Linked DNA regions of Homo sapiens: regions 2 and 3 are each linked to region 1. The links are chromatin contacts, found by Hi-C or POLR2A ChIA-PET in ENCODE. All regions are on one chromosome and are shown on one strand. The core of a region is the stretch at or near the end of the contact, and the rest is flanking DNA. Distances in the headings are between cores, read along the strand shown. Region 1 holds the start of MANF (mesencephalic astrocyte derived neurotrophic factor). Region 2 holds the start of DCP1A (decapping mRNA 1A). Region 3 holds the start of UQCC5 (ubiquinol-cytochrome c reductase complex assembly factor 5).

Region 1 (3,434 bases), core at 259-2,758:
GCTTATTTGTAAATACCTATTTGAATGCTGTGTATTTGTACAGGAATTTGAGCAAAAAATGTATAGAGTGTGATGTCCAATTGGTATTCAGCACTATAAATGTGTTTTTAACCTCCCGCATTCTGTGCTTATTTAAAACAAGGAAACTTCTAACCATTTCTTTTGTGTATTCATGTTTAAAGAAAAAAAGTGATTTAAAAATGATCTTACCTGTACCAGAAAAGCAAAGTTAAAGGAAACAAAATTTGTACCATTGTCCCAAGAGGTATTTTACTGTATATATTGTGGTAGCATGTTCAAAATCCAACAAGTAATGTGAATTTTAGATGTAAATATCTGCCACTTGATTTTTTTTCCCCCTTTCCCCACTTCCTTGACTGCTGTGATGTGAATTAAAGATAAATACGTGATACTGATCCACTGAATTCACTGAATGGGAGCAGAGGATGTGCCCCTCTCCAACCCTTGTCGCCGGGCTCCAAGCCCTTTTTAGCCCTATAGACATGTCCTTTTTGCACTGAGTAGAGCCAACGGTTCCCGCATCCTGCCTTGAAGGCAGGCAGCCAGGAGGGCACTTGAAAGGAGGGCAGTCGAAAAGGAAACATCCTCCAGTGCTTCTCTGGTGATTCCCGGGACCCCACTCAGGAGGTCCCACGGCAGCGGGGGACCCCGAGGGCCTAGCCGGGGAGGCAGGAGGAGGCTGGCCAGCCACCAAGCCACGATTCAGAGCTTGTAAGGGCACCTCCCGAGCCCCTCACCTTCCCACTCTGAGGCGACCCCATGTCCTCGACCGATGATCTGGCCCGGGCGCTTCCCTCCACGGTCTAGAGTGGCGGCCCAGCTTTGAGCTTGGCGCGCCTTGAGCCCTTCCTTCAGATGTCCCGCAGTCCGTCCACCCCGCACGTCTCCTATCAGCCTATGCACGGCGGGCTCCGGTCAGGTGGAGGATCAGCAGGTGGGCTTTCAAAGGTTGGATCCGTTGCCCACGCGAATGAAAGAAGAAAAAAGAAACCTCTTTGAGCCTTGCCTGCGGCCGCCCGCCCTTCCTGCCTAACCTGTTGTCTTGGCTGACCCCAGAACTCCTGCACCACGAGTCGGAGTCCGGGCGAGGAGATCAGCAGGGGTTTTCGAGGGAGCCTGGGGCCCAGGGCAGGGGTACGCGGGTCAACTCAACAGATGTAAGGCGTGGCCGAACCCCATTCAGCTAGCAGTACCCAGCCTCAGCCACAGTCGCTGCCCTTACCCAAGATGGCGGCCCACACCGCTTCCGTCGCTGCTGTAGTCGCTTCCTGCGGCCAGCCCGGGTTCAATCAGCGGCCGACAACTGTCTAGGGCTCAGACACCACCAGCCAATGAGGGAGGGCAGCGTGGAGCCGCCCGTCTGGGCTCGCGGCTCCTGGACCAATGGGGAAGTGGCATGTGGGAGGGCGCCGGGGGGCCCCCCGCCAATGGGGAGCTACGGCGCGCGGCCGGGACTTGGAGGCGGTGCGGCGCGGCGGGTGCGGTTCAGTCGGTCGGCGGCGGCAGCGGAGGAGGAGGAGGAGGAGGAGGATGAGGAGGATGAGGAGGATGTGGGCCACGCAGGGGCTGGCGGTGGCGCTGGCTCTGAGCGTGCTGCCGGGCAGCCGGGCGCTGCGGCCGGGCGACTGCGAAGGTGCGGGATAGGGGGCCGGGGGCCGCGCTCCGTGACCGTTCTGGCGGCGGCGCTGAACCCCACAACATCACCAGACGGCCGGGGCCAAGAGGGCGAGGGCGGGGGCGGGGGCGGGGGCGACAGCAGGTCCCCGCGGGGCCTGCATGAGGAGGCTCCGGCGCCCGCCCTAGTAAATCTTTCTTGGGCCTAGAAAACATTGGTCCGACGAAGAAAAGTTGAGACTAGATCCCGTTGAAAACTTGTCCTGAAATCTCCATCACTCCTGAGTTATTGTCCCCACCACCATCTAGAGGTTACCGCTCCCCGTTCGGCGTCGGGAGCTCCAGGGCTGGCCGTGGGTGCTGCGCCCTGTCTGTTGGGATCACGAAGCTGCACCTCTGGGTCCGCTGTTGTATTTGGAAATTAGCAGCAGCATTTTGATCATTTTTCTCTTCACCTTCCAGTCTCTCCATTTATGAGGTCACAGTGAGTCCCGTCTCAAGGACACGTGTTCACCATGGGCTTAAACTTGATGAAAGGAGCAGGGAGAAGTCGTTTATAGGTCATTGGGTGATGCTTGGTCCTTTGATGCCCTGGGTGTACCAGGGGACCCCCGCCACTTGGAACCGGGTTCTGTCTACCTGTAGACACCTGAGAAAAATCGGTGATGGAAAAGCTCACCTCTAATGATTCATCTCCGTGTCTCCTATTAAAATTGCTGGCGGAGTTCTTTTCTGGTGGATTGGAACAGCTTGGTGATTGCTGAGCATCTCCCGTCCCTCTCTTTTCCAGTTTGTATTTCTTATCTGGGAAGATTTTACCAGGACCTCAAAGACAGAGATGTCACATTCTCACCAGCCACTATTGAAAACGAACTTATAAAGTTCTGCCGGGAAGCAAGAGGCAAAGAGAATCGGTTGGTAAGTAGCTGGTGATCCTCCCCAACTGGCCCTGGCTCATGTTAACCCTCGGCTTCACCAGCCGTTTGATAAAAGGCCTTGCCCACCTCTCTGTTCAGGAAGCCAGCTACTCTCTCCATAAACTAATGTGAGAAGACTGAAGTGCTTCTATGTCCTTCCCAAAGCAGCATGTGTTCTGCAACTGTGATTTTTTTTTATCCTGTTAGTCTTTATTAAGCACCTACTATGTGCTAGGCACTGGGAATATCAGGGGAAAGAAGTGACAGTCGGACACACAAATAATGCAATGTCTGGGTGTCATGAAGAAAATGGACCAGCAGGTGCTGATTTAGAGTGGCCAAGAAGTCTCTGAGGAAGGGTTATCATTGAAGTGGGGTAAGACCATCCCATACAGGGAACAGCAGTGTGAGTGCCCAGAGGCCTGAAAGAGTGTGGCATGTATGTGGACAGGAGAAGGTGACAGGGTGCCTACAGGATAGGCAAGGGCCGAATCCAAGACAAAAGCCCTAGTGAAGCAATGGGTTTTCTAACTTGAATTTCTCTGACAGTCTCTGGCTTTTCTCTCTGTTAAAGGTTTGAACCCTGGTGACACTTAAATTCATTTGGTGGCTGTCAGCTTGGACTGAGCATGTGTTAAGAGTCCAGGGTTTACACTGGCTGAATCTGACTACCAGTACAGGCAGGGCACCGAAAAATGCCGCTGTGGGCCAGGTGCGGTGGCTCATGCCTGTCTTCCTAGCACTTTGGGAGGCCAAGGTGGGAGGATTGCTTGAACTTAGGAGTTTGAGATCAGCCTGGGCAAAGTGGTGAAATCCTGTCTGCACAAAAAAATTTTTAGGCTAGGCGTGGTGGCTCACACCTGTAATCTCAGCACTTTGGGA
Region 2 (3,434 bases), core at 258-2,757, 2.0 Mb after region 1:
AACTCCACAATGTAAAATTTTAAAATATTGAAAGCCTTTGTGAAAAACTAGGAAAACTCTAGCCCCAAGTCTTCACCATTTGTCGGCAATCCATATTTCAAAATTTATATATAGGCCAAGAAAAGAAAAAAGATTCATAAAATTTCAAACTAAGGCAATGTCTAAAATAGCTACATTTAAAAAACAATCTACAATTTTATTCCTTGTGGCTTCCCATATCTCCTTCTCTTCCAGGAGGCAAAGATAAACAACGTGATTATAAAAACTCTTCATCTGAATTAACTGTTCATAAATGCCAAATGATTTTCGATAAATTACTGATAAATATAATCTATGCAACTGTATTATAGGGTAAACGACATACTACGGTCATCTTCCAGAGTTCTGTCAGTTTAAGGATTTCGTATCTTATTGAAATGTGAACTCCAGTCATTGGTGAATTCAATCCAACAAGCATTTACGTATTACTTTCTAAGTGTAAAGCCTGTAGCTGAATGAGTTAATTAGGAAGGGTCAATTACAAGAAAGTGGGAAATTATGCTTTTTAAACAACTAACAAAGCTTCAAGCAGGGGCTAACAAGAATCAGTGAACACACTGAATGTGACTTTTCGGACCCTCCCCAGTGCACGAAAGCCAGAAAGTACTGAGTCCGAGGGGAGCATTCAGAGATGACATCACCAGCATCATAGATGGAACAAAACACATTTACAGGGTCTCTCTTGTTTGTACAAAGGTCTTCGGGGATCCAGTGAACACGGAAGCCCTTTTCCTAAGTGCCTTGGAATCTTTTCCGAAACTCTGTGTAGTTCGATTAAAGCCGGACCCACCCACCCCCTCCTTCCAAGAATCGAAACTAATTGGATTTTAAACTTTAAACCCAAATGACCTCTGCGACAGGGGCTCTCATTTACGTTTGCCAGGGGGAGAGGAGGAGTGTTTATTTTATAGATAATGTACATATAATTTATCTAATAATCCGCAAAGCCTCAAACACAAGCTTTCAGGCACCCTTTTGACCCCACCGGTCTTATAACTCCCAATGTATCTGCAAAGAAGGCAGGTCGCCCACGTCCCCAGACCCGACGCCAAGGGACTGATCCTGCTCCAATCCTCCCCTCCACTGGCTTTTCCTTGGGATGTCTCGAGCCACTTCTCTCACTCCTATCCCCCAATCCCAAGCGGACCCGACACCCCTCAGGCTCTGGCTAGGCTCTTGGCCAGACCCTGGCCTCGTCTCCACCGCCCTGGCCTCTTAGTGTGCCCCCCCACCCCACAGTAACCCGCGCGGCCCCTTTAAGAGACGGCAGCGGCCGGGTGGCCGTCCTCAGGGCCAGGCGGCACTCACCCACTGGTTGGCCTTGGGGCAGAAGGTGTACAGAGCGACCTGGCCCGTGAGGTCTGCGATGCTGGTGATATAGGGGTCGTGTTGCTTCAGGGCCGCTAGGCTCATCTCCTGCCCAGCTCGACTCAGCGCCTCCATCTTGAATCCCAGAGCCTAGCCCCTCTGGTGGGGGCGGAGTCGCGGACAGGAAAGTGCCATCGAGGCAAAATTCCCCCATCTGCGTCAGTCCCCTCAACTTCCGCCTCTACGCGGGCCTCGCGGCAGGGCGGTACGTCAGCCATTCTGGTCCGCCGCGCGCACGCTCCGGGCGCCGGGTTCCGGCGTTGTCAGGGTCCGCGGCCCTACGATGTGGGCGGTGTCCAAGGCTGCGTAGTGGAGCTTGCAGGCTGGAGCTCCGGCGCTTCCTTTCCCTGAGCTAAAACGACTGGGTCCTGGGATCTGGCCTCTAGCTCGCCTGCCGAGCTCTTTCCAGGCAAAGGTTGGAGACCGCCGAAGTGCCGGCCTCGCGGTGCGCTGTCTGGCAGGGCCCGGGGCCACAGAAGGAAAACATGTCTGTGGAATGTGGAAATGCGGGACTCTACCGGGCCCGTTTAGAGAGCACAGAAAAACATGGGGGAAAGGGAGAGGCGAGAAGCCCAGAAAATTACCCTAGGTCTCAGATATGGATGTGTCGACCTAAAAGGAAGAAGACTCTGGGGCAAAATAAATGCAAGCAGAGAGTTTATTTGGGCCAAGCTTGAGGATTGCACCCCAGGAGCATAGATTCAAGTTGCCTTGAATATATACACTGATTAGCAGAAGGTACAAGTGGATTTTTTTTCTTTTTTTTTGAGACGGAGTTTCACTCTTGTCGCCCAGGCTGAAGTGCAGTGGCGCGATCTCGACTCACTGCAACCTCCGCCTCCAAGGTTCAAGCGATTCTCCTGTCTCAGCGTCCCCAGTAGCTGGGATTACATGGGCGCGCCACCATGCCCTGATAATTTTTGTGTTTATAGTAGAGACGGGGTTTCGCCATGTTGGCCAGGCTAGTCTCGAACTCCTGACCTCAGGCGATCCACCCGCCTCTGCCTCCCAAAGTGCTGAGATTACAGGCTTGAGCCACCGCGCCCGGCCCTTTTCTTTTTTTCTTTTTGAAACGGAGTCTCGCTCTTTTGCCCAGGCAGGAGTGCCGTGGCACAATCTCAAGCTCACTGCAACCTCTGCCTCCAGGGTTCAAGCGATTCTCCTGCCTCAGCCTCCCAATTAGGTGGGATTACAGGCGCCCGCCACCACACCTGGCTAATTTTTTCTTTTTCTTTTTCTTTTTTTTGAAATGGAGTTTCGCTCTGTCGCCCAGACTGGAGTGCCGTGGCGCGATCTCAGCTCACTGCAACTTCTGCCTCCTGGGTTCAAGCGATTCTCCTGCGTCAGCCTCCAGAGTAGCCGGGATTACGGGCGCCCGCCACCACGCCCAGCTAATTTTTGTATTTTTTTTAGTAGTGACGAGGTTTCACCACATTGGCCAGGCTGGTTTTGAACTCCTGACCTCAGGTGATCTGCCCTCCTTGGCCTCCCAAAGTGCTGGGATTACAGGCGTGAGCCACTGCGTCTGACCCACATAAATATTTTTGTCCAGCCCTGGGAAGAGTCCATGAAGGGTTTAATTTGTCTTGCTTCATTTAAAGCATTAAGCAGATCACTCATTTCATTGGTAAGTGTCTGTTGAGCATTTTAAAGCGTTTGAAAGAGTTAGGCACTAGCTAACAAGTAAAACAAATCATGGAGACTATAGGGAGTTCTATCCCCGCCAGACTTCTTAAAAAGCAACATTTCTTTCGTTAAAAAGGTCATGGAGGCTGGGCGTGGTGGCTCATGCCTGTAATCCCAGCACTTTGGGAGGCTAAGGTGGGAAGACCGCCTGAGGTCAGGAGTTTGAGACCAGCCTGGACAATATGGTGAAACCCCGTCTCTACTAAAAATACAAAAATTAGCCGGGCGTGGTGGCGCACGCCTATAGTCCCAGCTGCTTGGGAGGCTGAGACAGGAGAATCACTTGAACCCGGGAGGCGGAGGTTGCAGTGAGCCAAGGTGGTGCCATTGCACTCCAGCCT
Region 3 (3,434 bases), core at 335-2,834, 1.2 Mb after region 1:
CCTGTAGAAACGGGAGCGAGCATCAAGCCTGTGTGTGTGCATGCTTGGGCGGAGTCTACCCGGAGGAGAAAGAGGCTTCCGGGCTGGCCCTCCAAAGCCGGTTGTACAGGCGGCAGCTCAGGCTGCTCACTGCGGGCCCTATGACCCTTTCTGGGGCCCTGCTTGCTCTCTCCAGTCTGCTTTTGTATATTTTGTGTCCATATCACCAAATCGTCTCATTGGTTCTAAGCTTTCATTTACCTTCCTTAGATTGTCTAATAGTTGTCTCCTTTCTCAAAGCTGTTCCTGCAGTTTTTACTTTAGTCCTAGGTAATGGGGTGACAGCCCCTTTCAGTTATCTTCAGCAAGCACAGCAGCATGAGAAGACGCAATTACAAGTGAAGTCTCTTAAGTCAGAGCCCTGCTTCTACCTGGCATAGTCTCTTAAACTGTCAGTTAAGAGACTACATATAAACAATACACGTTCAGACTCGGCGCGGTGGCTCACGCCTGTAATCACAGCACTTTGGGAGGCCAAGGCAGGAGGATCTCTTGAGCCCAGGAGTTTGAGACTAGCCTGGCCAATATAGTGGGACCCCCATCTCTACAAAAAATTAAAAAATTAGCCGGGCGTGGTGGTGCACGCCTGTAGTGGTGGGAGGATGGCTTGAGCCGGGGAGGAGGGGGTTGCAGTGAGCCGAGATTGCGCCACTGCACTTCAGCCTGGATGACAGAGCGAGGTCCTGTCTCAAGAAACAAACAAAAACCATGTTTGGGAATACATGTGAAGAGCGAGGGCTCTGCCAATCATTATCATCATAATGAATATTCTAACTAATATTAATCAGTTACTATGCTCCAGGGTTGTGTTCAGTGCATCATTCCTATTACCGCACTAAATTATCACAGCGTCAGAACAAGGCCTCCGTTTTACGGCTTAGGGAATTGAGGCACAGATGGGCTAAGGGAGCACCTGTAGAGCAGGGATGTGGTTTGGTAACAGAGTGCATGCTCTTTATACTGCTCTTCTGCGATTATTGTGAATAAAGCGCCTACAAGTGCCTGTGGAACTGTAAGTGCCCCATACAAGATAGCTTTTATTAATTTTAGGGTTCTCACGGGGCGCTTACTTAGATTTTTGCTGTGATAATTGATAAAGTTCAGCTTTCAACACTCCATATCAAATTCTGTTACTTTAGAAGTCTAGGCACCAATCACGTCTCCGAAATAAACGCAAGGCATTGCATAATTGCATTTTGGAATGTGGTGCTGTACATAGTCCATCAGAGAGGGTCATCACTTCTATCTGGGTATTAGGAATAAAAATGGCGGTGGCAGAGTAGGGGGCGCGGCTGCCAACTGCGAGCTCAGACCTGCACTGGGGAGGCAGGGGGCGGGGCCGGGCCGGCGCCACGTGGGCTGTCCTTCCCTTTTGGGCCGTCCCACCTCCAGAGCTGAGGCGCCTGCGCCAGCTCCTTCGAGGCCCTGCTCGGCTTCAGGGAGCACGCGCGCCCTGCCGTGCTCTGATTGGCGGAGCTGCACGCCCCCGCTGCAGTCTGATTGGCGGATCCGCCTCGCTTTAGAAGGTCGGCGCCCAGTTCCGGCACTCGTGCGCCTACCAGACAGTGGCGGAGGACGGCGCTCGCTAGTCTCCCAGGTCGCGGTACACGGCGAGAACGGGCGGGGCGGTCTCGGCTGCGTCCGGGCGATCCAGTGCTTAGTTCCGTCATATCCCTCTCCACGACCTCGGTCGAGCATGTTCACCAGGGCCCAGGTGAGACGGATTCTGCAGCGGGTGCCCGGGAAGCAGCGATTTGGCATCTACCGGTTCCTGCCCTTCTTTTTTGTCCTGGGAGGAACGATGGAGTGGATCATGATTAAAGTGCGCGTGGGCCAGGAGACCTTCTGTAAGTGAGGGGGTAGCAGTCTCTGTTTCCTTTCAGGAAGGCACGAGGCGGTAGGGATCCGTTTTTCTGGGGAGTATTCTCAGATTGCAGACCGCGCATTCCACTCAGAGCGCTGGGCGAGTGCAGTTCCATTCGCTTGGCAGTCAGGGCGGCCTGGCTCTCCTGTAGGCCGGGCACATTGGCGTCCAGCCTTGTGACCTTCCCTGCACTTACAGGCGAGATCACGTGCTTCTTCCAGCCCTCTCATGCCTGCCCTTCACCCCTGCCGGTGACATCGTTTGGGCTTAAGGAACAGACTTGCTCACAACAATCGTAGAAGGGGGTGGATATGAGGGGTCAGGGAAACTCCTGCTAACTAGCCATTTCTCTTTGGATTCTTCTGTCCAAACTCTGGAGGGAGCTGATCTGCCTGGCTTTGCTAATTACCACTACCTTTACAGGACAGTCATTGGCACCAGGTCTTTGGTCTGGGTCCAGATGATCAGCACTGTAAAGATAGTGGTAACGCCTGGCACTGCATTACTGAGCATTAACTCTGGACAGGCCAGTTCCTTTCAGGAGGACTTCCCCAACCCCTCGGCCCTTTCTGCTTTGCCCCTCTCCTGAAACGCTATCACTTGTGACTTGCCAACCCACATTTTAAAGAATTGTTACATTAGTGATTCCTAAAGATCCTTAGTCCTTCTGTTCATCCATTCATTGATACTTAATGAGCATTCTTGAGGGGCTATAATGAACAAGGCAGAGGTGTCCCTTACCCCAGAAGAGCTCTAATGGGAAAGAAGATGATAAAGACAATTAGCATACAAAGTGATCAGTGCTGTGAGAAGGAAGTGGGAGGAACATAGGACTCTCGGGTGGGCGCCTCAACTGGACTAGATGGTGCAGGGAAGGCTTCCGGAAGCAGCTACCAAGTAAAGTAGGACCTGAAGACTGAGTAGGTGTCAGTCAGATGAGGGGAAGGTGTGTGGAATTGAAAGCATCTCCATGGCAGTGGTAGGAGCACTTGTGTGAGAGTATGCTGTGTGTTTGAGGGATTGAAGCAGATCAACAAAGTGGGGATGGCTAGAAGGGTGCCTGGGCAGGGTGGCAAAGGGACTGGAGAACCAAGAATGGATCCCAAGGATTGAGTCATTTTAGGGAGAGGCTTTAACATGTGGAGAATGGCTCCTTGTGGACAGATTGGTAGGAACAGTTACGCTGTATGGCTGTCCAGAGTTGAGACAGTGGCCTGGTCTAGGTTGGGGCAGAAAGGATACCAAGAAGGGATGGAAGTAAAAGACAGCCCAGAGGTAGTACTGACAGGGCATGGTGATTAAGTGGACTCAGGAGATGAGGAGTGGAGGCTTCTGGTGGGACACCTGGGGCAGGGGGTAGTGCATTTCCTGAAGGTGCCGAACACAGGCAGGGCCATCCTGGGCACCATCTGGGACGTGACGAGGTAGATATGGTTATACAGAGCTGAAGCTCAGGAGGCAAATCTGGGCCAGAAATTGGGATTTGTGAACCATTCAGAAGCAAATTATGATGGAAGTCAAATCCCAACAT

What was found. A loop is a pair of places that touch in the nucleus more often than their neighbours do. ChIA-PET counts read pairs that join two places held with the same protein, here RNA polymerase II (POLR2A). Pooled maps may share reads with other maps.
Region 2: a loop to region 1 is called in a map of naive thymus-derived CD4-positive, alpha-beta T cell, with 12 times the contacts of the local background. The contact joins the promoter of DCP1A here to the promoter of MANF in region 1. A Hi-C loop is called at or near these places in 1 of 168 maps with a recorded cell type or tissue (naive thymus-derived CD4-positive, alpha-beta T cell) and 13 of 50 pooled maps.
Region 3: a loop to region 1 is called in a map of CD14-positive monocyte, with 5 times the contacts of the local background. The contact joins the promoter of UQCC5 here to the promoter of MANF in region 1. A Hi-C loop is called at or near these places in 2 of 168 maps with a recorded cell type or tissue (B cell and CD14-positive monocyte), 4 of 37 single-sample maps with no recorded cell type and 12 of 50 pooled maps. POLR2A ChIA-PET finds 5 or more read pairs at or near these places in 1 of 52 experiments (OCI-LY7).

Annotation. Positions count from the first base shown.
Region 1 is chr3:51,383,783-51,387,216 of GRCh38, forward strand. It overlaps MANF (mesencephalic astrocyte derived neurotrophic factor), which reads left to right and starts at 1,509. Exons shown (of 4, transcript NM_006010.6): 1 at 1,509-1,654; 2 at 2,426-2,553. The coding sequence starts at 1,561. DOCK3 (dedicator of cytokinesis 3) reads left to right here. Exons shown (of 53, transcript NM_004947.5): 53 at 1-416. RefSeq lists an enhancer at 925-1,274 and a silencer at 1,335-1,704.
Region 2 is chr3:53,346,036-53,349,469 of GRCh38, forward strand. DCP1A (decapping mRNA 1A) reads right to left here and starts at 1,508. Exons shown (of 10, transcript NM_018403.7): 1 at 1,348-1,508. The coding sequence starts at 1,482. RefSeq lists enhancers at 516-1,106, 1,107-1,697, 1,233-2,002.
Region 3 is chr3:52,535,021-52,538,454 of GRCh38, forward strand. UQCC5 (ubiquinol-cytochrome c reductase complex assembly factor 5) reads left to right here and starts at 1,585. Exons shown (of 2, transcript NM_001124767.2): 1 at 1,585-1,886. The coding sequence starts at 1,736. It also overlaps a transcript of NT5DC2 not described here. RefSeq lists a silencer at 1,271-1,570 and an enhancer at 1,904-2,437.